Regions from separate parts of the Homo sapiens genome. Here region 2 is linked to region 1. Evidence: chromatin loops called from intact Hi-C (ENCODE). Cell type or tissue: dorsolateral prefrontal cortex. All regions are shown on one strand. Links, peaks and the distances in the headings refer to the core of each region. The heading gives the core; the rest is flanking DNA.

Region 1 (2,920 bases), core at 266-2,765:
CGTGTTGCCCAGGCTGGTCTCGAACTTCTGAGCTCAGGCAATCCACCCACCTCGGCCTCCCAAAATGTTAGGATTACAGGCATGAGCCACCGCACCTGGCCAGTTTTTATCATATATAAATTCCTACTCTCTTATTATTCATTTCATCTCATTTCTTGACTCTCATCTTTTACACTTATTTTAATGATTTGACTATTGTATTTGTATTTAATATGAATGCTTTCTATAAATAGACTCATGTAAGGCTTGTTTAGGAAATAAGTGAAATTGAATTAAATACGTATGTCTAACATGAATCTATTAAGTTTCTCAGCAGATGAAAAAGACCTTCCTTATAACAACACTTGTCATACCTGAAGAACATTATTTAGCCAGTTCTTAATCTTCTCTTTACCAGAATTGATCACAAAAATTTTAACTCATTTTTAGCTTTTGAAACAATGACAAGTTTACAGAAAATTTGCATGTACAGTACAAAGAATTTTTTTTACCCTGAATCATTTGAGAGTAAATTGCTGACCTAATGCCCCAAACCCCTGAACACTTAAGAGTTTAGTCCTACACACTATACAATATACCCATCAGAATCCAGAAATTAACAGCAGTTCACAACTACTATCTAATTATCAGACTCCATTCAAGATTCGCCAGTTGTCCCAATCAAGTATTTTATAGCAAAAATATTCAATACAGAATCTCACTTTTCATTTAGTTGTCCTGTCTCTGAGGTGTCCTGGAGCAGGAATCAGGTCTCCCCTCTCTCTTTGACATCATGACTTTGACACTTCGGAAGAGTTTGGCCAGTTATCTTGTCCAATGTCTCCCATTTTGAGTTTGTCTATTGTTTTGTCGTGGTTAGATCGATGTTATGAGTCTTTGTCAGAATATTACAAAAGTGACTCTGTGTTCCCCTCATGGCATCCTGCCAGGTGACACATGACTTCAACATGTCCCACTTGGTTAAGATGGTGTCTACCAGGACTCTCCACAGTGAGGTGGTTTTTCTCCTTCTGTAGTTAATAAATATTCTGTGGGGAGATACTTTGAAACTATGTAAATATATTGTTCCTCATTAAACTTTCTGTTTATTTTTTATTATTATTATTATTTTTTGAGACAGACTCTCGCTCTGTCGCCAGGCTGGAGTGCAGTGGTGCAATCTCAGCTCACTGCAACCTCCACCTCCCAGATTCAAGCAATTCTCCTGCGTCAGCCTCCCGAGTAGCTGGGACTACAGGTGTGCGCCACCACGCCCAGCTAATTTTTGTATTTTTAGTAGAGACAGGGTTTCACCATGTTGGCCAGGATGGTCTCGATCTCTTGACCTCGTGATCCACCCGCCTCAGCCTCCCAAAGTGCTGGGATTACAGGCGTGAGCCACTGCGCCTGGCCAACACTCTTTTTGTTACTGCCATTCTACCCCTCAGGTCCACCCCACAGCCTGTCCAATTAGCTATGTGAGTTAACTGCTCAGTTTGGTCTCTGCAAAGCAGAGCTAAAACAAACAATGCGCCTTCCTTTAGGGCTCTTAAAATTAAAGCATGAGTACCCTCTAGTGGCTTGCAGGAAAGTTTCCACGATTCTCGAACTTTTCCTAAGTCCCAGATGAGTGAAGGACACTGGCAGGGGTGGGATGTACTGGAGCCAGATGTGTTCCCCACCAGCACACCCAGGAAATACATTTTTGCACAGCTGTAATTTTGACTTAAACATTTGTTTAAGGTTTGCATGCTCAATCATATGACCTACATGTTTGGCTCAGTATACATTTGTTTTCTCAAAATCTTTAGTATAGTGAGTGCTCCAGAAAGTCATTGCATGTTTACCTCATAGACCCATGAACTCTGAAAAGCATAGAGTTCCACTGAAATGCCCTTTCTGAGAATCAAAGTTGAAGTTCTTTTCACTTGCATTGGAAGAAACCTAGATTTTGTGACCAGAGATGGAATAAAATATGAATAGAACCACATTAAGTAGAATGTTCTCAGTATAGCCTGGCAGAAGGTGTGTCGTGCCTAGCATGAGGTGACATGGTGATGTGTGCAATGGAAATGGAGTTATTTGGCTTCAAACTGTGTTTGAACTCTTATGAGGATTCAGGCAATAGAGCAGACAGGGATACTTCAATCCCCACTGGGGTTGAACTGCCCTTTTCCCTCTGTGTCAAATAAGAGGTGGTGATGCTGGTCTATGTGATGCTTCTGACCTTAATAATAATTATGTTTTTTTGTTTCTGGTTTCTCCTCCACTAATAAGGCTCTGGGTCTTCTCCTTAGGGAGAAGGAATTGTATGACTGAAAAAAAAAAAAAAAAAAAAAAAAGCTTGATTTTCCTAGTACTCCTGCAACGATAAGGCAGGCCAGGACCTTCCAGAAGTTAAAAAACAGGCTCCACTGAAACCTGTGATAAGGAAGCAACAGACCATCACTGATGGGTCTGGGATGAAATTAGATCCCCTGTTACAGAGTACATTTTAGGAGACGCTAAAACAGAAACAGGGTGAGAACTCCAGGCTGAGACATTCCAGCGGGGAGGGATAGTTTAGATTTGTTTAGCATAAGGATAACAAGGAGCAGCTCATGGTTCCCTTATCAACTAAATTAGCTGAGATTACTGAGGCAGCGGGGTGTTGCATGAGTATGCTGGCAAGGTGGGGGAGGTGTCATGCCAAGTACATTCTTAATATTGATAAAATACAGCTATGTAGGAGGGTGAAATATTCTCAAAGATTAGTCAACAAGAGATAAATCAAAGCCCAACCTGATAAAAACAGACTAACTGCAATTAGAACCAGCCCAGCTAGTAATGTCAAGTCACTCTACGTTAGTGTTTCATTCTGCAAACCCCGGGTGTGAAGGATTAATTTTAAAAGGCTGCCTAACTCATCTCCTGGGGGTTTGGGTGACTACTTCACTTTTTA
Region 2 (2,920 bases), core at 248-2,747, 120 kb before region 1:
TTCTCAGTGTAGGTGGGAGCAACTAGGAACCAGAAGGGTAGTATCACATTATTAAGAATGAAAATTTGAAATCATAGATAAGTGACATATTGTCACCAGGTAACCAATTATAGACTCCTCCAATTAGTAGCAAACTAATATAATTTCTGGGTGACTCAAGCGATGTAATTTAAAACTTTTGCCTTGTAGTCTTATACCCCTCCTCTCTTTAAAAATAATAGCTTTTGTTGGTTTTATTTAATTTTTTTTTTTGAGACAGGGTCTCTGTCACCCATGCTGGAATACAGTGGTGTGATATCATAGCTCAGTGCAGCCTCAACTTCCTGGACTCAAGCAATTCTCCCACCTCAGCCTCCCAAATAGCTGAGACCACAGGCATGCACCACCATGCCCAGCTAATTTCTTTATTTTTTTGGAGAGACAGAGTCTTACCATGTTGCTCAAGCTGGTCTTGAACTCCTGGACTCAAGCAATCCTGCTGCCTTGGCTTCCCAAAATGCTGGAATTACAGGCATGAGCCATGACACCTAGCTGGTTTTATTTTCTATTAAAATTATGTAAATTAGAAAAAATAACCACCATGTGTATTGTTGAAAGCCTTTCCCCCCATCCAGCTCTAGGCTGTGCAATGTTCAGTCTTGTGTAAAGAACCAAATGACTCACTTCCCTCAGTCCTGAGGAATGTTCTTGCTGGGGACCAGAATCCTTCCCCTGTAGGGCAGCGACAGGGATGCAGCCTGTGTCCCCCTTTCTACACAGCTGGCAGGCAACATGGAACCTTTATGCTTATTTGCAATGGTGTACTTTGACTCTGATGTTTTCCTGGCTTAAGTATTTTCTTCCTTTCTATTTTATTTACTTAGCTTCTATCTTCTTGTTGGATCAGTTTGTAAGTCCTCATATCATTTAGGAGAGTATATGAGAGAATCATAAGAAACATAGAGCTGGTGGAAGCCAGTTACCTACCGTATTCATCTGGCTATTCATAATATGAGGAAATATGTATGCACCTTTCAGAGTATATGTCCTTGAGTCAGGGAGCTGCTTGTATTTCTGGGGTTCTGAATAGGGTGAGTGCTTAATATACGTGAGACTTCAGAGTAGAGATGCTTGCTAAGACTCATGCTAGCCTCACTTCCAAAATCATTCTGGTGCATTCAAACTATTTAAAATATCTGCAATGGTTCTACTTTTCAGGATCCAGTTCACTATCCTAGCCTTGCAGACAAGTATGAAAGTGCTTTAGAAGATCTTCATTCCAAACATCACTGCAGTACATTAAAGTACCAGGTGAGCGGTATTTCTTGTTTTTAAAAATTCACAATCTGGGCTATAGTGATTTGACCTGGACATTCCCACTGTCTCTCCGTGAAACTCAAGCTCTGTAAGTCCAAGCTCCACTTCTGGTAAACTCACAGCCTCTTTATGGGTAACTAAAATTCCAAAATCAATGAAGAATTTGATTAAAGACAAATCTAGCAGTGGTAATATTAAAGAAGAATGTTGATTTGGGTCTTAAAGGTTACGTGCTTTGCACTGTGGCCTTGTACCACAGACACGCATGAGATGGCCACCTTGTCACGTGTTTTCTGCCCTGGGCACTGCAGGCATCAGAGTCCAATAAAGCCACGCTCTGCGGCAAGGCCATGGGCTGCTTTGCTTTCATTTTCAGAGGAAAAGACACAGCCCCTAGAGGTTGATGAAAATTCAATAATGCTTTTAAAAAGAACTGCTGATTTGTTTAGCTTGAATGTTAAGATATTTTACTCCCTTAGTCTCTATTCTTCTAGTGATTTTTCTGTGAGTTACATTTTAGAGTTGAATCAAACGTAAGTACTAAGAGCTTTTTGTGCTCTCGTAATGAAGGCTATTAGAAAACAGGATTCCTAACTCTCAAATGGAATTTTCTGCCACATCATAAAAATATGCCTGAAGTCACCCTGTTGGTAAAGTGGATACAGTTTGGTGGGTTTTTCCTTGAAATTATTATCAGGAAACTTGACCTCGAGAGTTTTAGTAAGTCAAGAACATGAAAAGGCTTTTTAAAGCATTTGTTCACTGAAACTATTGTTGGATTTGGTTGTGAAAGCTTATAGTATGTCGTAATGAACATTGACGTTGGTGTGTATTCCTTGAGGTTTTAGGTTCAATATGTTTAAAAATTAAAATGCACCAAACTCCATTGAAAATGATTGTTTTGAAAGTTAAAAACAGCTGCCATCTCCCCGGTGTTCTTTTCAAATATGATAGTTGAACCCTTTGGCTTATAAATACCCTAATATTTCTTAGACAATGGAATAAACTTCAGAAAGAAACAACAACAAATTAATGGATATTGAAATCATCCAAAGAAAAAGGAAAATCTTCACATAGTGCATGATCTTGAATGAGAGTTTATCATTGATTGCAAAACAAAGTTTTAGATGCAATATGTCTGCCACATAGATGAGTTTTGTTTTTGTTTTGCCCGTGGTTTTTCACACACACATACAAACATCCACATTGCTAGAGCAACGTCAGCACTCACGAAGAGCATTTTTCCCCTAAATCAGTTCATTTGCTTTGAAAATATTTTGACACAGCTTCAAAAGATCACCAGTTTGAGGAGACAGCATTCTTCCTTCCATAGTATCTTTAGCCAAATACTAAGCAGAAGCAGGTAATTGAGGACAGCTTCTTTCACCAGTAGATTTATCACAACTAACTGCAAAAAAAAAAAAAAAAAAAAAAAAATGTATGATATCTTTGACGGTAGGACAAAGACATTTTTTGGAATTTTTCCTCAGTTTTTTGGCAGGCCTCACACAACATGGTTTCAAAAGACTTTTTTTCAATGTGATGAAGTGTTTTGTTTGTTACAGTGAAATGTGTTATGTCAGTTAACTCCCAGACCCATTACAGATACCTATGAATGTCTTTC

The links. A loop is a pair of places that touch in the nucleus more often than their neighbours do. Peaks named below come from ENCODE experiments on the same cell type or tissue, not always from the same donor. Only the 100,000 strongest peaks of a DNase experiment are listed, where the experiment ranks them.
Region 2: it touches region 1 in a loop (20-fold over the local background); 2 of 110 quality-filtered maps call a loop at or near these places.

The regions. Positions count from the first base shown.
Region 1 is chr2:200,734,336-200,737,255 of GRCh38, forward strand. LINC01792 (long intergenic non-protein coding RNA 1792) reads right to left here and starts at 842. Exons shown (of 3, transcript NR_037886.1): 1 at 702-842. It also overlaps the pseudogene AOX3P-AOX2P and the pseudogene AOX3P. In dorsolateral prefrontal cortex, for the core only: a CTCF peak has its summit at 1,559 (motif pointing left); a DNase peak (open chromatin) is centred at 916; H3K4me3 peaks cover 1,178 bases; H3K27ac peaks cover 1,741 bases.
Region 2 is chr2:200,614,774-200,617,693 of GRCh38, forward strand. It overlaps AOX1 (aldehyde oxidase 1), which reads left to right. Exons shown (of 35, transcript NM_001159.4): 16 at 1,198-1,290. Among named protein-coding and RNA genes, the nearest start is that of AOX1, 30 kb to the left of the region's middle. In dorsolateral prefrontal cortex, for the core only: no CTCF peak of the experiment used is centred there; a DNase peak (open chromatin) is centred at 1,608; H3K27ac peaks cover 635 bases.